2 separate regions of the Homo sapiens genome follow, and region 2 is linked to region 1. A link is a loop called in an ENCODE intact Hi-C map of the cell type or tissue named here. Cell type or tissue: heart left ventricle. All regions are shown on one strand. Links, peaks and the distances in the headings refer to the core of each region. The heading gives the core; the rest is flanking DNA. Region 1 has its middle 10 kb from the start of PRKCB. Region 2 overlaps PRKCB (protein kinase C beta).

Evidence for each region. Peaks named below come from ENCODE experiments on the same cell type or tissue, not always from the same donor. Only the 100,000 strongest peaks of a DNase experiment are listed, where the experiment ranks them.
Region 2: it touches region 1 in a loop (1.9-fold over the local background); 12 of 110 quality-filtered maps call a loop at or near these places.

Annotation. Positions count from the first base shown.
Region 1 is chr16:23,819,776-23,831,246 of GRCh38, forward strand. No RefSeq gene overlaps it. Among named protein-coding and RNA genes, the nearest start is that of PRKCB, 10 kb to the right of the region's middle. RefSeq lists cis regulatory regions at 2,095-2,598, 6,782-7,154 and enhancers at 6,695-6,834, 6,865-6,964. In heart left ventricle, for the core only: no CTCF peak of the experiment used is centred there; no DNase peak of the experiment used is centred there.
Region 2 is chr16:23,899,371-23,910,841 of GRCh38, forward strand. The region is part of intron 2 of PRKCB (protein kinase C beta); the gene reads left to right. Among named protein-coding and RNA genes, the nearest start is that of PRKCB, 69 kb to the left of the region's middle. RefSeq lists an enhancer at 2,021-2,165, a cis regulatory region at 2,084-2,101 and a silencer at 4,735-4,920. In heart left ventricle, for the core only: no CTCF peak of the experiment used is centred there; a DNase peak (open chromatin) is centred at 5,801.

The DNA of each region.
Region 1 (11,471 bases), core at 3,828-6,327:
CTTGGGAGGCTGAGGCAGGAGAATCACTTGAACCTGGGAGTGGAGGTTGCAGTGAGCCGAGATTGTTGCAGTGAGCCGAGATTGTACCACTGCACTCCAGCCTGAAGGACAGAGTGAGACTTTGTCTAAAAAAAAAAAAAAAAAAAGGCCTGACGCGGGGGCTCACACCTGTAATCTTTGAGAGGCCGAGGCAGGCAGGCAGATCAGGCTGGCCAACATGGTGAAACCTTGTTCTACTAAAAACACAAAAAATTAGCCAGGCGTGGTGGTGGGCACCTGTCTTCCCAGCTACTCGGGAGGCTGAGGCAGGAGAATCACTTGAACCCAGGAGGCGGAGGTTGCAGTGAGCTGAGAATTGCACTCCAGCCTGGGCAACAAGAGAGAAATTCTGTCTCAAAAAAAAAATAAATAAATAAAAAGAAAAGAAAAGTGCTTCCCCGGACCCCTGCCCAACCCTCTTACTGTACTTTGAGAGCCTGACATATCATGTTAGGAAGCCTGGACTAGGTTCCTGATGTAGTCAAGATGAGCCATCCTCAGCTGTCCCTTGTAGATCAAACAGCTTGTGAACTGCTAGACATGTGAATGAAGGCATCCTAGACCATGCAGTCCTAGCTGAGCTAGCTCAGATCAGAACCAGCTGGCTAACCTACAAAATCATGAGAAATAATAGGTGATTCTGTATTGTCGCTGAATTTGTATGTGTGTGTTTTTTCTTTTCGAGACAGGGTGTTGCTCTGTCACCCAGGCTGGAGTGCAGTGGCACAATCATAGCTTACTGCAGCCTTGACCTCTTGTGCTCAAGCAACCCTCCTGCCCCAGCCTCCCAATTAACTGGACTACAGGCATCCGCCGCTGTGCCTGGCTAATTTTTATTTTTATTTTTGTAGAGACAGAGTCTCGCTATGTGGCTCAGGCTGGTTTTGAACTCCTGGCCTTAAATGATCCTCCCACTCTTCCTCCCAAAGTGCTGAGATTACAGGTGTGAGCTACTGCAACTGGCCTAGGGTTTTTTTTTTGTTGTTGTTGTTGTTTTGAGACGGAGTCTCACTCTATCACCCAGGTTGCAGTGCAGTGGCACGGTCTCGGCTCACTGCAACCTCCGCGATTCTCCTGGGTTCAGGCGATTCTCTTGCCTCAGCTTCCTGAGTAGCTGGGATTACAGGTGAGGTGCGTGCCACCACGCCCGGCTAATTTTTGTATTTTTAGTAGAGACAGGATTTCGCCATGTTGGCCAGGCTGGTCTCGAACTTCTGACCTCAGGTGATCCGCCTGCCTTGGCTTCCCAAAGTGCTGGGATTACAGGCGTGAGACATCGCACCCCACTGTAGGGTGGTTTTTAATGTAGCGAAAGCTAATTGATAGAATCACACACAGACACAACAACATACAGTAACAGGAGAGTGGCCGTCTTGACATTGTATCTATTTTTAGCTGTGAGGAATGTTTCCTTATGTATCATTAGCTAGAACTGAATCACAGGTCTATTTCTAAACCCATTACTAGCAAAGGGCACGGAATTACCATGATTAGCTTGGAAAAGCACTGGGGCCATACAGAGAAGAGTAGACTATCCTTCACATGGGGCTTTGCAAAAACATAGGAGCCCTCTATCTTTTTGGGAGAATCACACTGGGAGAAGGGATGGTCAGTGAAGGGACCCTTGGTTTCCTATTGGCATTGCATTATCGGGGGGAAGCAATTGTATTTTCTGATTCTTATCGTTCTCCCACCTCCCACTATGGCAAATTGGACTAGGGATGCACTGTGGAAGAAAGATTAATCAATTAGAGTCTCTCTCTGGGAATTTGGAATTGAGACTATGTGAGAGCATGTGCGGGGGATGGAGATTGTGTCAGGTACACTGGGGGGATGTGGGGAGGCACACACACTCCTACACTCAGGAAGGAGGTATTTCCCAATTTGGAAAGAGAAAAGTAGATGAGAGGAGAGGAGAGAGAGATCAATCCAATTCACATTTTTTGTTTTCTAGATCTGGGGGCCTCGCTGGATTGCTGCTCTTGGCGGCATGAGACACCTCTTAATTCTTGTAGTAATTTCCCCTTCATTTGCTTGAGTTAGCCCTAAAGAGCTTCTGTCACTCACAATAAAAGTGTTTTTAATGTGCCATTCTTATGAAGAGATGCTCAACCTCATTCATAATAAGATAAATGAAAATTAAAATTCCACCAAGAGACTATTTATCACTTATCAGCTTGGCCAAAATAGAAAAGCATGACAATGTTGTGCGTACCGCTGTGGGGGAAACTGGCATTGTCATCATGAGTAGGATGAGTACAGAAGGCCATAGCCTCTGTGGAGGGCAAGCTGGGGACATCTATCAGCCTTGAAAATGCACTTACCCTTTGACCTAGCAATCCCTAGTTCTGGGAATTTATTCGACAGTTGCACTGCTGTGGGGAGGAGATGATGTATGTCCAAGGTCATTTGTTGTAGCATCATTTGCAATAGCAAAAGTTTGGAGATGACCCAAGTTTTTACTGATGAGGGACTGGTTAAACTAACAGTTATACAGAATATGATACAGCTGTAATGATTGATGAAGTTCTCTATGTTCTGATACAGAAAGAACTCCAGAAAAGTTGTGAGTTTTTTGTTTTTCTTTTGTTTATTTTATTTGATTTGTAGAGACAGGGTCTCACTCTGTTGCCCAGGTTGGAGTGCAGTGGTGCAATCATAACTCACTGCAGCCTCAAACTCCCGGGCTCAAGTGATTCTCCCACCTCAGCCTCCTGAATAGCCAGGACTATAGGCGTATGCCACCACACCCAGCTAATTTTAACTTTTTTTTTTTTTTTAATAGTGACAGGGTCTCACTATGTTGCTAAGGCTGGTCTTGAACTCCTGAGCTTAAGCAATCCTCCCACCTCAGCCTCCCGAAGTGTTGGGATTACAGGTGTGAGCCACTGCACCCAACCCAGAAAGATTGTTACGTGAAAAAATAAAGTGCAGAATATTTTACATAGTGAGATACTTTTTTTTCTGTAAGAAAAGAGGAAAGGAAGAATATATCAGAATATATGCAGCATTGATTTTTAAAAATATTTAAATAAGTAAATTTAATAAAGGAAGTATGGAAAGAAGAATAAGAAACGATAAACTAATAAATATGATTACCTCTAGGGGGTGAAGAGAAAGGCTAGGACGGGAGATGCTCCTCTCCATGAAAACCTTTTTATATTATTTTAGCTCTTAAAAAATGAACACATTAACTGTTCTAAAAATGAATGCAAGTAAAACGTCATATTTTAAAGTGAATTCAAATATTAAGTAATTCTATTCTATCCAATTGTCTAAAGAATTGAGGGCAGGCCAGGCATGGTGGCTCATGTCTGCAGTCCTGGCACTTTGGGAGCCCAAGGTGGGAGAATGGCTTGAGCCCAAGAGTTTGTGACCAGCTTGGGCAACAAAATGAGAACCTGTCTCTACAAAAAATAGAAAAAATGGGCTGGGTGCAGTGGCTCAAGCCTGTAATCCCAGCACTTTGTGAGGCTGAGGTGGACGGATCATGAGGTCAGGAGATGGAGACCATCCTGGCTAACACGGTGAAACCCTATCTCTACTAAAAATATGAAAAATTAGCCGAACTTGGTGGCATGCGCCTGTAGTCCCAGCTACTCGGGTGGCTGAGGCAGGAGAATCGCTTGAACCTGGGAGGCAGAGGTTGCAGTGAGCTGCACTCCAGCCTGGGCAACAGAGTGAGATTTGGTCTCAAAAAAAAAAAAAAAAACAAAAACAAAAAAACAAAAAAGAAAAGAAAAAATGAGCCAGGGTGTAGTGGTGTGTGCCTGTAGTCCCATCTATTCAGCAGGCTGAGGTGCGAAGATCACTTGACCCCAGGAGGTCGAAGCTGCAGTGACTCATAATCACACTTTAGCCTGGGTGACAGAGTGAGACCCTATCTAAAAGAAAAGAAAAGAAAAGAAAAGAAAAGAAAAGAAAAGAAAAGAAAAGAAAAGAAAAGAAAAGAAAAGACAAAAAGAATTCAGGGCCAGGGCAGTGGAAGAAAACATACTATGTTTATACCTTGACATTTGTTTAAAAAAAACACCCAAACCTGGAATGTACCAATGAAAATACAAAAGCAGAGAAAGTGTGTGGTAAGTATCCCTTTAACTGAGTAGTTTGTGCTTTCTACATTTGGCGCTGTGGTTGCTTGTTGAAACCTCCCCTCTCCAGGTCACACTACATCCGGAAGCAGTATTATGGATGGGCATTCTGCTTGGCCAGTTGAAGATTAAGCTGACCAGCCAAGCATAGAAAAGAATTCCAGGACAGAGAGAGATGTTGTATTAAACATTTCTTTTCAACCTGAAGGGATCAGGTGGCCTCTTAGAGAAATGACAGAACCTATTTTCTCCTTCTCATCTGTTCTCGCCGTTGGCAATCTCTTGTTGTAGGAGGGAGTAAGTAAAGATTGCCTGGGGGTGGAGGGGTAATAGAGCTGGCATCTTTTCACAGATGTGGGCGGGAGGGTTCTGTTAGCCTGGGAGCCCCATCTCATTGGATACTCAGGAGCATAGATTCGGGAGTCAGAGTGGGGTGGATGGAGCACAGCTGTCCTACGCTAGTAACTGAGTGACCTTGGGCACACACTTGACTCCTCTGTGCCTCAGTTTCTTCATCTTTAAAAGGGGAAAGTGATATCACCTACCTATATGATTACCATGAGGATTAAATGAGTTGATACATTGAAAAATGTTAGTAGAATGCTCAGCACATATGAAGTCCTCAATAAATGTTAGCACTGAAAGAAATAATGATAATTTTATTATTATATGACTTCAGACTAAATAAGAGAGTTGACAAGTATGTAAATGGTTGCCACTCCACATCTCTCGCCAACCAATTTACTGCATCCTTGTGAAGAAGGTTAGAGGAGAGATGTGTGGACACTGATTCACACTGATCTAAGAGAATAAATATAGTTCCAGTAGCTATTATGTGTGAGGCACTGTGTTTGGCCCAGGGAAGGATAAATTGGTAAGCAAAATAGGACTATCTCTGCCTTCACAGAGGTCCTAAGCTACCCAGGGAGATGAATGTGATGGACTGAGTATTTGTGTTTCCCCCAAATTCATGTGTTGAAGCCCTAAGGCCTGTGTGATGGTATTTGGAGGTGAGGTCCTTGAGAGATAATCAGGTTTAGGGGAGGTCGTGGTCCTCCTGATGGGATTAACGTCATTCTAAGAAGAGGAAGAGGCCAGAACTCTCTTTTTCCATCTTGTGAAGATAAACTGAGAAGGTTGCTGCCTGCAAGAGGGGAAGGGAGCCCTCATCAGACTCCGGATCAGGTGGCACCTTGAACTTGGACTTCCCAGCCTCCAGAACTGTGAGAAATAAATGTCTGTTGTTCAAGCTACCTAATCTGTGATATTTTGTTCTGGCGGCCTGAGTTGATGAAGACCATGGCCAAGTAAACAGACAACACAATGCTGTGTAAGTGCAGGCCAGTTCAGGATGCCAGAGGATCACAGGGAAGGAACATCTAATTTAAACCCTAGGAATCAGGAAAAACTTCTTACAGGCAAGGACAGGAACAGCAGACCCCCACTCCACTTGGTAATAAAACAACTATCTCTTTCCTACAGCAAAAATAGTAGTAATAGTAATAGTAGTAGCTGTAGTAGTAGCAGTAGTAGTAGTATGGTAACGATAATGCTAATAATTAAAACACATTGAGGGCTTGTTCTAAGCATGTTACATGCATTAGCTCATTTAATCTTAACGTCTTAGTGGAGCTACTCTGCACTTACATGACTTGGCCTTACCCTAATTCTGCCCACCATAACCTATATTTATTTTAAAAGTTGATATTTCCCTCATCAGGGATTTTTTGCATTAGTTTTGATGTTTTTAAATATTGCATTAAATGTTGTTTATCTTGCTTACTGATTTTTTTTTTTCCTTTTTGAGATGGAGTCTGTCGCCCAGGCTGGAGTGCAGTGGCATGATCTCAGCTCACTGCAACCTCCACGTCGTGGGTTCAAGTGATTCTCTTGCCTCAGCCTCCCAAGTAGCTGGGATGACAGGCATATGCCACCACACCTGGCTAATTTTTGTATTTTTAGTAGAGACAGGCTTTCGCCATGTTGGCCAGGCTGGTCTCAAACTGCTGACCTCAAGTTATCCACCCATGTTGGCCTCCCAAAGTGCTGGGATTATAGGCATGAGCCACCACGCCTGGCCTTACTTACTGATTTTTTGGCATCCCTTTAATTTTGCACTCAGGGCAAGCATCTTTCTCTCCTTACTCTAGTCCTGGCCCTGCTGAGGAACACCATGTGGGGAAGGGTAAGCAGAGCTGTCTAGCCTGCCCAATTCAGGCTGTCTATGCAGAAGGCATTTGCGGTTCCTCCTTTCCAGACAGCATCATGGGAGGAAAGAGAAAGAGAACGCATTCCCTATTTGGACTCAGTCACCCCTTAGCATCCTCCTTCCCAAATAGGGTCCCTGCAATGGCTTTTAGTATTACTTTAACGTGGCATCAAGTCCCACTGAATCTCACAATGAGAGTCCTTCCTTATTTAACTTGCTTTCAATTATTCTAAAACCATCAAGGAGAAAGTGCCAGATCGGTGCTAATAGGTTTTTAACACCTCTCTAATACTTAATGAGCAGGCCTCTGACTTTCCTCCCCTGCCTCCTTGAATGAAGAGGGTTATGGAGCTGGAATTTTAGAATCACAAGTCTGTCCTTGAATCTGAGCCCCATTACTGTACTATTACTGCTGGGAGGACCAGACGACTGTGATGGGAATGATGCTTCAGTCTGGATGTCTGACCTCTTTGTTTGTGCCCTCGTACCTTCATTTTTTTCAGTTTCCCTTTCTAGAATTTAGTAAACCAAACAAGAACTTTCCCTGACCTGAATACTGGGTTCAATTGTGCTGTGTTCATTATTACGCAGCATTTTACCCACGATTACTTCCTGTTCAAGTTCCTGTTTGTTGCTGTACTCTGAGACCCCACCTAGGTACTGGAGGCTCTTCAAGGGAAGAGGAAGACAAAACCTCCTTTCTGAAGGGGAACTTAGCTCAGGGAGTGGGGTAGATACAGGACCACGTGGCATCACAGATCCAACTGTTCAGAGTCAGTCTAAAGGACTTAAATTTTAGTAATTCTACTTCTGGGTGTATTCCTAAGAGAAATAGGCACGTATGTCCACAAAAAGACATGTACAAGGATGCTTATGGTAGGGTTTTCCAAAGTAGTCCTAAACTGGAAATAACCCAAGTAACTATCAACATTTAATGGATAAGTACACTGTGATATATTCATGAACAGCAATACAAAAGAACGAACACAGATACACACAAAAGCATGGATGAATCTTACTGACATTATGTCAAGTGAAAGAATCCAGAAACCGTATGATTTTATTCATATGAAACTCAAGAACAGGGAAAACTAATCTACCATCTCAACCTTAAAAAGGAAGGAAATGCTGACACACAATGGTACATGAATGAACCTTGAAGACGTTATGCTAAGTGAAATTACAGAAAGACAAACACTGTATGAGTCTACTTTTACGAGGTACCTGGAGTAGTCAAATTCATAGAGACAGAAAGTAAAATGGTGATTGCCAGGAGCTTGGGGCAGAGGAAATGGATAGTTGTTTAATGGGTATAGAGTTTCAGTTTTGCAAGATGAAAAGAGTTCTGCAGATTGGTTGCACAGCAATATGAATGTACATAACACCACTGAACTACAAACTTAAAAAGGCTAAGATGGTAAATGTTATGTTATATATTTATACCACAATTTAAAAGATTCTAACAACAACAGCAACAAAACCTAATCTATGATGATGAAAGTCAGACAGTGGCTCCCTTTTGAGGTAATATTTCCTGGGAAAAGGTACAGAAGAGTTTCTGGGGAACTAGAACTTTTCTGTATGTTGACCTGGTGGAAGTCATGTGGGTATATACATATATAAAAAACATAGTCTGTTGCATGTACAGCTTATTGCATAGATGTTATACTATAACAAAAAAGTATTTTAAAGAAGGTAGCCATCTGCTGGGCACAGTGGCTCATGCCTGTAATCCCAGCACTTTGGGAAGCCGAGGCGGGCAGATCACGAGGTCAGGAGTTTGAGACTAGCCTGGCCAACATGGTGAAACCCCGTCTCTACTAAAAATACAAAAAATTAGCTGGGCATGGTTGTGAGCACCTGTAATTCCAGCTGCTCAGGAGGCTGAGACAAGAGACTGCTTGAACCCTGGAGGTGGAGGTTGCAGTGAGCTGAGATCGCACTACTGCACTCCAGCCTGGGTGAGTGGCTCCATCTCGAGCCACTGGAGTGCAGTGGCTCAAACTTGGCTCACTGTAACCTCCGCCTCCCAGGTTCAAATGATTCTTCTGCCTCAGCCTCCCGAGTAGCTAGGATTACAGGCACATGCCAGCATACCTATCTAATTTTTGTATTTTTAGTAGAGATGGGGTTATACCATGTTGGCCAGGCTGGTCACGAATTCCTGACCTCAAGTGATCTGCCTGCCTTGGCCTCCCAAGTGCTGGGATTACAGGTGTGAGCCACCGTGCCCGGCCCATCTTAGCTATTTTTAAGTGTAGTCCAGTGATGTTAAGTGCATTCATGTTGTTGTGCCACCATCACCACCATCCATCTCCGGAACTCTTTTCGTCTTGCAAAGCCAAAGCTATACCCATTAAACAATAATGCTCCATTTCTTCCTGCTCCCAGCCCCCAGCAACCACCATTCTACTTTCTGTCCCTATGATTTTGACTACTCTAGGTACCTCATATGTATTAGTCCATTTTCTGTTGCTTATAACAGAATACCTGAACCTGGGTAATATAAAGAAAAGGAATTTATTTCTTACAGTTATGAAGGCTGAGAAGTCTAAGGTTGAGGGGCCACATCTGGTGAGAGCCTTCTTGTTGGTGAGGACTCTCTGAAGATTGCAGAGGTAGCTCAGGGTATTATATGGTGAGGGGGCTGACCATACTAATGTACTTGTTCAGATCTCTCTTCCTCTTCACATAAAGCCACCAGTTCCCCTCCCATTATAAGACATTAATTTATTAACCCATTAATTCACTCATGAGGGCAGACCACATCATGATCCAACCATCACTTAAGGGCCCCACCTATTAATACTACCACACTGGGGATTAACTTTCCAACACATGAAATCTGGGGGGGTGGGGGAGGCACATTAAAACAATATCGTATAAGTGCAATCATACAGTATTTGTCTTTTTATGACTTGCTTCTTTCACTTAGCATCATGTTCTCAAGGTTCATACATGTTGTAGCATGTGTCAGAATTTTCTTCTTTTTGAGGCTGAATAATATTTCATTGTATGTATATGCTACATTTTGCTTATCTTTTCATGTTTTAGCTACTGTGACTAATGCTGCTGTCAACATGGGTACAAATATTTCTTTCAGACCCTGCTTTCACATTTTTTAATTTCAACCTATTTGTGTCTTTGGATCTAAAGTAGGATCTCTTTATTATTTATTTCTTTATTTATTTTTGAGATGGAGTCTTGCTGTGTCACCCAGGCTGAAGTGCAGTGGCTTGATCTCGGCTCATTGCAAAGTCCACCTACCAGGGTCAAGTGATTCTCCTGCCTCAGCCTCTGTAGTAGCTGGGATTATAGGTGCCCACCACCACGCCTGGCTATTTTTTTTTGTGTTTTTAGTAGAATGAGGTTTCACTACGTTAGCCAGCCTGGTCTTGAACTCCTGATCTCAGGTGATCTGCCTGCCCTGGCCTCCCAAAGTGCTGAGATTACAGGTGTGAGCAACCATGCCTGGCCTAAGGTGAGTTCTCTTGTTGTAGACAGCATATAGTTAGGTCGCATTTTTGAAAATCTATTCTGCCAATCTCTGTCTTTTGATTTGAGAGTTTAATCCATTTACATTTAAAGTAATTACTGAGAATGAGAGACTTACTTTTCTCATTTTGATATTTGTTTTTTATATAACTTATAGCTTTTCTTGTTCTTCTTTTCCTGCATTGCTATCTTATTTTGTGGTTAGCTGATTTTTTTTTTTTTTTTTGCAGTGAAATGTTTTAATTCCCTTCTCATTCCCTTGTGTGTATATTCTATAATTATTTTCTATGTTGTTACCATGGGGATTACATTAAAATCCTAAAGTCAGAATATTCTAATTTGAATTCATACCAACTTAACTTTAATAACATACAAAATCTCTGCTTCTAATACCTCTGTCCCCATCCCTTTCAGTTATTAATGTCATAAAATTACATCTTCATACATTGTGCACCCAAAAACATAAAGTAGTAATTTTAAATAATGCATTAGTCTCTTAAATCACGGAGAAAACAGTAAGTGGATTTTATGATGATATTAGCTTTTATAATTGCCCATGTATTTACTTTTACTGAAATATTTATTTCTTTACATTGCTTCAAGACACTGTCCAGTGCACTTTGATTTCAACCTGCTGGACTTCCTTTAGTTTAGTATTTCTTGCATGGCAGCTCTAGTGGTGACAAACTCAGCTTTTGCTTATGTGGGGATGTCTTAATTTCTCTCACTTTTGAAGGACGGTTTTGACAGTTAGAGAATTTTGGGTTGATTATTTTTTCTTTTAGCATTTTGAATGCATCAGCCCACTACCTTCTAACTGCTGAAGTTCTGATAAGAATCTGCAGATAATCTTATTGAGGATCCCTTGTATATGATGAGTCACTTCTCTCTTACACTTTAAAGATTCTCTTTTTGTCTTTGGCTTCAGACAGTCTGATTATAATGTCTTGGTGTGGGTCTTTTTGAGTTATTCCTACTTGAAGTTTGCTGAGCTTCTTGGATGTTTATATTCATGTCTTTTATCAAACTTGGGGAGTTTCTGGCCATTATTTCTTCAAATAAGCTCTCAAATAATTCTCCTTTCTCTTTCTCTTTTTCTGAAATTCCCATGGTACGCTGTTGGTTTGCTTGATTGTGTCCCACAAGTGTTTCAGGCTTTGTTCACTTTTTTCAATCATTTTTCTTTTCGTTCTTCAGACTCAATAATTTCAATTGTCCTATATTTAAATTTGTGCATTCTTTTTTCTGCTTGCTTAAATCTGCCTTTGAAACCATTTAGTGATTTTTAAATTTCATTTATTGTATTTTCACCTCTAGAATTTCTTTTTGGTTTCTTTTTGGGTTTTCTATTTTTTTATTGACATTTCTGTTATGTTTATGCATTTTTTTAACTTTCTCCATGTCTTCCTTTAGTTCTTTGAGCATCTTCAATATAGTTGCTTTAAAGCCATTGTCTAGTAGGCTCACCTTCTGATCATTCTCTGGGACAGTTTCTGTTGGTTTATTTTTTCCCTTTGAAGGGGCCATACTCCCCTCTCTCCCTTCCTCTCTCCCTGCCTTCCTGCCTTCCTTCCCCTCTATCTCTTTCCTTCTTTCTCCCCCTGTCTCTCTTCCTGTCTTTCTTTTTTGAGATAAGG
Region 2 (11,471 bases), core at 4,733-7,232, 80 kb after region 1:
TACATTCCCTGTTCTTTAACTCTTGGGAAGACATCTCCCCCAGATCTCTCTGCTGAGGATCAGGGCCATTTCTCTGTTAAAAATGTCAAACAGCAACTTACCAGAGGAAACAGAATGGTGGAAATGCCATCTCAGCATTCAAGAAGCCCCAGTACCAAACTTTGCATGTATATACGTTTGAAACAAGCTTTGTAAATTACTTTTGTTCATTTGTAATTACTTATCCATAAGAACTCTCTCTCTCTCTCTCTCTCTCTCTCTCTCTCTCTCTCTCTGTGTGTGTGTGTGTGTGTGTGTGGTTTGTTGTCACCTGGGCTGGAGTGCAGTGATGCGACCATGGCTCACTATATTCAAAATCCTGGGCTCATGCGATCCTCCCACCTCAGCCTTCTGAGGAGCTGGGACCGTAGGCACGTGCCACCAGGCCCAGCAAATAAAATTTATTTATTTATTTATTTATTTATTTATTTATTTATTTATTTATTTATTTATTTATTGTAGAGATAGGGCCTTGCTATGTTGCTCAGGCTGGTCTCGAACTCCTGGCCTCAAGTGATCCTCCTGTCTCAGCCTCCCAAAGTGCAGGGATTACAGTTAGGTATGGAGAGAGAAGGAAATAAGGAAGACACAGTTATTACTCTTTAGGACCCATAATTTAACTCAAGTGATTTTGCCCCCAGGTGGTATTTGGCAATGTCTGGAGACATTTTGTTTGTCACAACTTGGGGTGGTGGGGGTTGCTACTGGAATCTAGTGGGTAGAGGCCAGGGATGCTACTGAACAAAATATACAAGACAGCCTCACAACAAAGAATTGACCAGTCCACAGTGTCCACAGTGCCATGGTTGAGAAACCTTGATCTAACTGCTTATGACATACCACTTCCATAAAGCCGAGAGATATCAATTCTTATGCAGTTATCACTGTGTACAGGAAATTGTGTGTTTGTACATGTGTGTGCATGAATGTGTAGATATAAAGGGATAAAACCTTTATCTTCCTTTCCTAGGTATTTTTACCTCTGTATTATCAATTGAAATAATTTGTTTTTGAATATACAATGCAAAGTTTGAAATCCTACAGGTACAACAAGGTATACAGTGAATAAAGAATCTCCCCATTCCACTTCTGTCCTCAAGTCTTCAGTTCTCTGGAGGAGTACTACTGTCATTAGTCTCCTATATATTAGTAGAGAGACATTCCGCATATGAACCTTATACCCTTAGTAGCACCTCACACATATTTTTTTCCTTGTTGCCTTTTTTTTTCCTATGTGATGACGTATCTTAGAGATATTTTCATATCAGCGCATATAGAGCAGCCTCATTCATTTTAACAGCTGCACAGGTTTTTTTTTTTTTTTTTTTTTTTTTTTTTTTTGTGGCTGTCCCATACGGTCTTCTGTTGATGGGCATAGGTTATTTCTAGTCTTTTGCATAACAAACAGTGCTGGAGTGGATCTCCTTGTACCTAACTGTGGACACACATGTGCAAGTACGTCTGTAATCCAAAATCCTGCAAGAGGAATTTCTAGGTTAAGATGGCATGTGCATTTTAAATTTGGCTAGAGATTTCTGCAGTGATGTCTGATCCTGTGCACCGTGCATTCATCATGTGACCCATTTCTAGTCCTTCTTGACCGCCCCCTCTCCTATGGGGATCCTGAGCTGATAGGGTCACTTCTGTCTCTCCCCCACACTGGAACAGCTCTCTCTAATCTACAAGATTAATTTTTTTTCCTAATCAAAACACAATTGCCAAGGATAGTTTGAAAAATATTAATTGTGTCTGTCATCCTGGGGCTCTGAGCACGTGAGCGTTTGGGATATAATCTTTGCAAATTGCCTATAGTTCATACAGCACAGCAAGAGCCTCTCTCTCTGCAGCCAGTCCTTTATGATCGATCATACCCACCCCCTCTCCCAATGGGCTGTATCCTAAGGGTAAGTAGACAGCATGGGTTCTCTTGCTTAAAAAAAATCGTTAACTCAACGGGGGCGCCTGCTGCTTGATTGGGAGTATGTCGGCATTTAGAGCCTGCTGGCTGCAATCTCACTACGCAGACTGGAAGTTGTGGGGTGTTTTTATCAGCAGGAAACAGCTTTGAGAGCGGAAGGGGAGTGAGAGTAGATGGATAGATGAGGGAATTCGAAGAGGAGGAAGCCGTGGGAGAAATGTCTTCTTTTAAAGACAGACAAGGCAGATTTCTCCAGCCCATCTCTCTGGAATGTCAAGTAGGAATGAAATGGGAAGTTGGGTTAATTCTACCAGGCCTGCCCAGCAACCAGCCTGTTCAGGTTCCCCAGGAGTTGCAGCCTGTTGTCTGAGACTGTGAGGTTCTCTTCCCTGAAGTGTCTTGTGGGAATTGGCTGGTGGCAGCATTTTCTCTGAGGTCCCAAAAATTCGAGTGGTCAAGAAGACACCCTGCAATGATCATTCCCCAACATTGGAGGCCATAAAAGTCAGTCTGGGTTTGCAAATACACACTGGAAGTCTCAGAGCTGGTGCAGACATCTCAGAGCTGGTGCAGACAGACACTGTGGCTGAGTGTGTGTGCCTTGTTCGTTATGGTTTCACTGCTACTGGATTGGTACCTGGTACACAGTAGGCACTGAAAAAATATTCACTGAAAGAAAGAGAAAACTTGATGGCAGTTGTAGGTCTGGGTCTGTTGGAATTTTTACCCCCAGGAAGAGATTTGATTTTAACTCAAAGCCAGTTGATAAACAGCCTCACCCAGCAGACAGAGGGCAGCTTGGGGGAAACTGGAGGGTATGTAGGGTGGGGTGGGGCTCTTATCTGTATGGACAATGCCATATATTTTCTGAAACTTGGATTTTTCTCCTTATAAGGGAGAAGATCCAAGAAGACAATGAAAAAACATTTGCCCCTGCCTTTAGAAAAAATAACCTTTTAATTTTTGGAATAATTTCAGATTTTTAGAAAAGTTGCAAAACATTTACAGAGAGTTCCACTGCATACCCCTCACCCAAAGTTTCCCCCTAATGCTAACATCTTATGCAACTGTGATGCCTTTGCCCCTACCATTTTGAGGTTAACAATTAAGTTAGTATAATACTTATTCTGTACCGAGCTCTATTCTATATCATTTTCCTGCAGTTGTTTATTTGACCCTTTCAGCATCCTTTGAGGAATAAGCACTGTTATAGCAGTCCCCATTTTACAGACGGGGAAGCTGAGGCTCAGCTAGACTCTAGCTAGTGTTCGAAACCTAAGTTGTCTGGCTCCAGTCTCTCACCCCTCACCATTATTATCTGCACAGTAATGATGGTAACTGTCATCTCTTGATGATAATGCGTTCAGGAACTGAGCTCAAAAGTTTTTCCCTCCCTCCCTTCCTCCCTTCCTTCCTTCCTTCCTTCCTTCCTTCCTTCCTTCCTTCCTTCCTTCCTCCCTCCCTCCCTCCCTTCCTTCCTTCCTTCCTTTTTTTGAGATAGGGTCTCACTCTGTCACCCAGTCTGGAGTGCAGTGTCACGATCGTAGTTCACTGTAACCTTGAACTACTGGGCTCAAGCCATCCTCCCACCTCAACTTCTTGAGTAGCTTTGACTACAGGCATAAGCCATCATGTCTACCTAATTTTTAGTTTTTTCTTTTCTTTTTTTTTTTTTTTCCTTTTTCTGTAGAGACAAAGTCTTGCTATGTTGCATGGCTGGTCTCAAACTCCTGGCCTCAGGAGCCCTCCTGCTTCAGCCTCCCCAAGTTCTGGGATTACAGGTGTGAGCTGCCACGCCCAGCCTACTTATGTTATTTCTAAACCCTCCCCTGACTCAGAGCTGTGGTAAAGAGCCCCGCTTTTGTTGTCCTGCTCAGGACAAAAATACATGGCCCCAGGCTTTTGTGAGTAGGATCCGGAAGGGAACTTAAGTGTGTGTGTGTGTGTGTGTGTGTGTGCACCCACGTGTGTGTGGGGGAGTGATAGAGATTCTCCTGGTTTCTGTCCTAGTTTTTTCTAAGCGTATGGAGACAGGTCTGCTCCGTACATCTGGGGATTGGTATTACCACATCATTTCCCCCCTAACAGCAGCAAAGATTCTCAAAGCTTCATCAGAGCATGAACAATCAGAAATGCCTTAATTTTGTTAGTCACAATAAATAATACTTTGATTAATTAGCAAGCACATGCCTTGGGAATATGAGAAAGTAAATGATTTCTACCCTAGATCTTTCAGATAGCTGGGAGGGAAGAGAGTATTAAAATACGCTTTTAACTATGGGTTTTGGATGGAGAAGAGGAGAATGCCGGAGAGGGGAAAGCAGCAGTGGAATTGTTCTTGGAGATAGGAGAAACTGAAACTCTTTCCACCCAGGGTCTTTGCAGAAAGTGGTTCCCACTGCCTGGAATACTTTTTCTTCTCTTTACATGGTGAGCTCTCACTCTAGTCTCAACTTAAATGTCTCCCCCTTTGACAGGCCCTTGCTAACATCCTGTTTCAAGTTCCTTCTGGATATTGATTAGGATGGTAAGCTTCATGAGGTTAAGGATCTCTGTTTCATCCACTGCTCCATCCTCTGGTGTCTGCAACGACGCTGGCACACCATAGGCCCTTATTAAATATGTGTCGACTAAATGAATATGTGGTCTTATTAAATATGTGTCGACTAAATGAATATGTGGTCTATTTCAAGTCCTCGTTTGTGTCTGCCCTAGAACTTAGCACTGTTTGCCATTAGCTTGTCTATTTCCTTGTGAATAGCTAGATTCCCTCATGAGCTATAAGGGCCACGATGGCAGGGGGTGTGTCTACCTTGTTCACCAAGGGTACCCAGGATGAACCTGGCCTGCAGCTAAGGGGGTGGGCTCTAGGGTCAGATTACTTGGGCTCAAATCCCAGATTTCCTATGTTCCAGCTGTGTGATTTCTGCTAATTGTCAAGCCACTCTGTGCCTCATTTTCCACATAGGTGCAAGAGGGGTGATAATAGCATCTATCTCTTGGGGTTGTTGAAAGAATTAAATATGTCAGTATTGGCTAAAACACTTAGAGGAAGCTGGGCGTGGTGGCTCATGTCTGTAATCCCAGCACTTTGGGAGGCTGAGGCAGGTGGATTGCTTGAGGCCAGGAGTTCAAGACCAGCCTGGCCAACATGGCGAAACCCCATCTCTACTAAAAATACAAAAATTAGCCAGACATGGTTGTGGGTGCCTGTGATTTCAGCTACTTGGGAGGCTGAGGCAGAAGAATCGCTTGAACCCGGGAAGTGAAGGTTGCAGTGAGCTGAGATCGCACTACTGCACTCCAGCCTGGGTGACAGAGCGAGTCTTCATCTCAAAAGAACAACAACAACAACAACAAAAAACCACAACACTTAGAAGAGTATCTAGCATATAGTAAGTGCTTCAGTGCTTTATACATGTCAGTTATTGGTAGTACTCAAAATATTTGGGATTTAAAAGTTGGGGGATTTTTACATAAAAGGCACTTTTCCTCTTTGAGTGGTAAAATCTCCCCTAAGAAAGAGGCAAGGACAGATGGAGATGATCTGAGAGGCCCAAGAGATCCTTAAAACCAGGCTTTTTAAGAAATCTGATGTTTTATTTCTCCGTATTGTCATGGAAAAGGCCAGCTTTTAGCATGCCTGGTGTTTCTGGTGTTTTCTTCTCTTCACTGTTTTCTACATTTCTTTCTTTGCATTGGTCCTTTTTTTTTCTTTTTTTTTTTTTTAATAAAAAAAAAATAGCACAGCTCGGAGTCTTGCTTGCTGACTTACTGCTAGAGTGTGGGATCCATTGCTTCCATTTAGAGAAGCAGCCGGCCCTGGAATGTGGCCGCAGGGCTGCCAGGCTGACTCTGTGAGCTGAGCTGGCGAGGAATGCACTTTGCAGCTTGCACTGAGTTTGGCCTTACGTCTGTGGAATTTCTTCTCTCTTCTTACTCATTCGTGTCGTTAAATAAATAACAACACAAGCAGTGCATCCTCCCGGTTATAATGGCAAACAGTACAATGTGTTACAACACACAGTAGCTTGAAGAGGATATCTCTCTCCTGTGGTAGATGCTTCATTCCCCAGAACTTCACTCCTCACCCCCAGAATAGGTTGCCCAGTTAACAGGATGCCTGGTTCAGTCTGCATTTTGGGTAAACAAGGAACACCTTTTTAGTATAAGTATGTCCCAAATATTGCATAGCACCAACTTATCCTAAAACACTATTTGTTGTTTATGTGCTATTCAGGTTTAACTGGGCATTCTGTAGTTTTATTTGCTAAATCTGACAACTCCAGAGAGTCTCCTAGAACCAGTTTCCTGTATTTTCTTCCAGTAATTTTCCAAGCATGTGCAACCTATGGATATCTTGGCAGACTTACTCCTGGTAGAATTCCCATCACCTAGAACAGTGCTTAGGACATTGTAGGTGCTTAATAAATATGGGTTGAATGAGTGATTGACTCTGTACCCACCCCATTTTTCTTCACATAAGTGGAAATATATTATAGTGTTGTTTCATATGTAGCTTTTCCTTTTAATAATGTCTCATGGGGATTGATACATAGAGCTGCCTCATACTCCTCTAAGGGTTTCCTAGCATTCCCTTTTATGATGCATAATGTATTTAACCAGTCCCCTGATGATCGACATTGGTGCTGTTGAGAGTCTTTAGCTATTATAAACAATAAGGTAGTGAGCATTCCTATATATGTTTACCTCTGTGGGTTTGACGACGTGCAAGGATAGGTGTCGCATTGGAATCATGAGGACGGAGGATATGTGCTTTAAAATGTGGATTGATGTTGCTGAATTGCTTTCTGTACAGGATCTGTTCACACTTCCCTCAGACAGCTTGTTCCCCATCTCCTTACCAACATAGAATATTATCAAACTTTTTCATTTTGCCAATCTGATCAGTGAAAAACTAGTATCTCGCTATCATCTTAATTTACATCTCTTTGCTTATGAGAACATTTTTATGTTTGAAAGCTCTATTTCTTTTTCTGTGAACTGCTTCTTCTTTTTTGCCTATTTTTTTCTACTTATTGATTTTTAACCGGTTTTTGTTTGTGAAAGAACATGTCTGTTAGCCTGGCATATGTTTTATATATAATGTAATTTATAAAATTGGTGTTTAACTTTGAAAAAGTGATTTATTATGGATTTTTTAAACTCTGTAGACATTAAAAAATTCCTCAGTAGTCAATTTATGAGTCTTTTCTTCCACATATTCTACATTTTGTGTCTTGCTTAGAAAGGCCTCTTACTCAATGAGATTATAGAGGAATTCTCCCATATTTTCTTTTACTACTTTAACTTCTTTTTTTTTGCATTTAAATCTTTAATCCATCTGGAATTTATTTTGGTTTTAGGAGGGAGGTGAGGATCTAGCTTTATTTTTTACCAGATGGCCAGCCAGTTGTCCCAATACCATTTATTGAATAATCCATCGCTTCCCACAGAATTGAAATGCTGCCTTTATCATATATTAAATTGTGGAGGAGGGATTTTATACTCATTTTCTGACAGCCTCCAGTGCCAGCTAGGCAGCAAGGATTTTAGGGGGTTTCAGCTGACTAGAGGCAAAGATCCTGACCTGAAGGATAACCGCAATTTATTAAACCAGAAATACTCTGTGTAGGAACAGTGGGTTTCCTGGGTGGGGACAGGGTTGGGGTGGGGGAAAGTGAGTGTCCCGTGCTGGGAGGAATTTAGTTACAGCAAGATTTCTCAACCTTGGCATTATTGACATTGGGGGGTGGAATAGGTCTTTGTTGGAGCCTGTCCCATGTAGTGTAGGATGTTTAGCAGCATCCTTGGTCTCTACCCAGTATACACCAGTATTAACTTCACCCTGATTTGTAACAATCAAAAATGTCTCCAAACATTGCCCTGGGTGGCAAAATCATCTTCAGTTGAGAATTACTGCTTTATCAAGCCTGGGTCGAGCAGACCTCCCATCCATTTCTTTTAAACAGAGGCAGGGTCTTGTTCCGTTGCCCATGCAGTGCATGATGTGATCATAGCTCACTGCAGCCTCAAATTCCTGGCTCAAGCCATCCTCCTGCCTCAGCCTCTGGGGAAGCTAGGACTATACCACATGCCCAGCTAATTTTTTAGTTTTTGTAGAGACAGGGTCTTACTATGTTGCATAGGCTGGTCTCAAACTGCTGGCCACAAGCAATCCTCTTGCCTAGGCCTCCTGAAGCACTGGGATTATGGGCGTGAGCCACTGTGCCCAGCCTGAACAGACCGTTGATTAGATGCATGTGAGGCCCTTTCTTGTTCTGAGAGTCTGTCATCAGCAGTATCAATGGCTCCAGATGTCTGGGAGGCAGGAAGGGAGGTGCCTATCTATCTCAGAGACCAGAACACCCAGATTTCTGGTATGAGTGTGGGGTCTGTGGGGAAAGGGTGGAACCATACCGGTCGACTCCGGGAGGAACAGAGGTTCCCACCTAGCCCTACAGGTGAATCTTGCAAAACTCCCTAGGACCTGCCTGGGAGCCTAGCCATTCCCCCTGCTAACCACACCCCCAGACAACAAGGCCTGGCCATGGATCCAGGAACAATGACTCTGAGAACCGGAGGTGGCAGATGTTTTGTGATTTAACAGCATATCGGTTTATTGTCTTATTTTTCTTAGGAGTAAAAGAGTCCATGGGTGTATTGTTGGGGGCAGCAGGAAGCACACGTGTCTATTCGGAGATTTGGGGCAGCAGGTGGGGAGAGAAAGTCCATCTAGACGAGGGAGGTGTGGGAGTGAGATGGAAGAGGAGAGGGAAGTGGGTGGAATCCCTGGGAGCTGGGGGAAGGAGGAAAACACAGAGAGGAGCTGGCTGAGGTTTGAGCAAGGCCTCTGGAGATTGGTGAGAGCTGGGGCGGCGGGGATTCTTTATGACAGTGCTGCAGAGGGAAAAAGGATTGTTGCTGAGTTGGGTGGAGGTAGGTAGGAGTGATTTGAAGAAGGAGGTCCCCTTGGGAAGTTGCATTAGTGGGTGAATGGGGGTTTTATAGGCCAGGCAGAGAATATGGGGAGGGCAACTCCAGCAGATGAACAGCTTTTGCAAGACACCTGTGTGGAGCATGTGGCACCACCTGAGCGTCCTCCCCAGGTGCGGCTCTAACACAGGTGCAGGTTATGTTGGGAGATAGAGAGCCAGAACTCAGGAGTGCCTTGGGTGCCTTGCTGTAAGATTTGGGCTTTCCCTTTATTTCTTTTTTTTTGAGACGGATTCTCGCTCTGTCGCCCCAGGCTGGAGTGCAGTGGCGCCATCTCGGCTCACTGCAAGCTCCGCCTCCCGGGTTCATGCCATTCTCCAGCCTCCCGAGTAGCTGGGACTACAGGTGCCCACCACCGTGCCCAGCTAATTTTTTTTTTTGTATTTTTAGTAGAGACGGGGTTTCACCGTGATCTCGATCTCCTGACCTCATGATCCAGCCGCCTCAGCCTCCCAAAGTGCTGGGATTACAGGCGTGAGCCACCGCGCCCAGCCTGGGCTTTCCCTTTATTTCAAAACACTCCTCACCCACTCAATATAGAAAACCAAAAAATAGAGGTGAGCAAAAGGAAGAGAGTGAAGAACAGCGTGGTGTCACCCACCCAGTGGCCACCTCCATAAACGCTGTCCAGTTTCCTCTGCACGTCCTTAGCATGCTCCCTGCACACCCACTGGGACACCAGCTTTGTGAAGGCAGGGGTTTGTTTTGTTTTGTTTACAGAGCTAGGCGAACAGTTGGCACTCAGTAACTGTGTAATGAATGGATCTGTACTGCAAACCTGATATCACTTGCTCTTTTCACTTCGAAGTTCATGATTCGCTTCCTTGTTAGTAGATACCTTTCTGGGACAGGTTTTTAATGGGCACAAATTATTGGACTGGGTAAATAGGCCACATTTCACGGAACCAACACCCTCCTGCTTTTTATCAGTTTTCTTCCACATTCCTCTATCACAAGTGCTTTCATTTGTTTGGGCTGCTGTAACCATGGGTGGCTTAAGTGACGGAAATGTATTTTCTCACAGTTCTGGAGCTGGAGGTCTGAGGTTCTTGGCGAGACCCTCCTCTTGGCTTATAGATAACCTCTTTCTCCTTGTATTCTCACGTGGCAGAGAGCAGAGAGAGGAAATCAGCTCTCTCATGTCCCTTTTTAAAAATTCACATACATTTAAGTTCAAGTGCAGTTTTATTACATGGGTATATTGCATGGTGGTGAAGTCTGAGCTTTTTGAGTAACCATCACCCAAATAATGTACATTGTATCTACTAAGTAATTTCTCATCCCTCACCCTCTTCCCACCCTCCCAAGTCACTATCATTCCACACTCTATGTCCGTGCACACACATTATAAGCTCCCACTTGTAAGTGAGAACATGCGGTATTTGGCTTTCTGTTTCTGAGTTGTTTCAGTTAAAATATTGACCTCTAGTTCCTTCCACATTGCTGCAAAAGATGCGATTTCATTCCTTTTATGGCTGAGTAGTATTCTGTGGTGTATATAGACCACATTTGCTTCATCCATTTTGAGTCCCTTCTTATAAGGGCCTTGATCCCATTCAGAAAGTCTCCATGATCTGATCTAATCTCATGATCTAATCACCTCCCAAAGGCCCCACCTCCTAAAAGCAACACACTGGGGGGTTAGGCTTCAACCAATTAATCTGTAGAGGACAAACACGTTCAGTCCATAGCAGGAAGCAGTGCCGCCATGGGGAAGAGCATTGTCGTGAAACCTTTTGCCCCTCTTGTTGAGTTTTCTCCTCCAGCACACCCTGAACATGCTGACAGTGTCACCTTCCTCTTTACTTGTCCCTCTTCCGCTCCAAGTTGCCTCCTGGCTTCCCAGTGTCTCTGTGGGCTTGAGACCAGAGCTTGTCATAAGAGATAGATGACGTCACTTGATGGAAAGAGTCAAGTGCAGTGACCAGCACATAGAAGGCGGCCATCAACATTGGTTTCATCCTTTAGAGCAAAGTTTCCCCAAGCGCCTGGTGTGCACTGGTGAGATTTGGGGACGGGGTGGTACTTAAGACCTGGCACTAATTAACACTAGATCACTGTGTGGGAAACATAGTCCCTTTTCTGTTCTCTTCAAATCCTTCTGATCGGGCTGAGGAGAAAGCCTCAGGTTGGTGCTGATGTGCTTTTTTCTCCCAGACCCCCATCCTAACAGAAACAGAGCAGGTCTCAGGCTCGGGCCGTTAGGCAATGATGTCAAGCCAGAATGAACTAACATTATTTTGTTCTCGTTGTGTTTTATTTTCATGGGAAACTTAGAGTTATATTCAGAGATATTGATTTTTTTAATCCCATTTAAAAATAATGTTTTAATTGAGATAAAATTCATATAATGTAAAATTCACATTTTAACCATTTAAAATGTACAATTCAGTGGTTTTAAACATATTTATAATGTTGTAAGCCATCACCACTATTTAATTCCAGAACATTCTCATCACCCCCGAAAGAAACCCTGAACCCCATTAGCAGTCGCTCTCCATTTTTTTTCTCTCTTCCC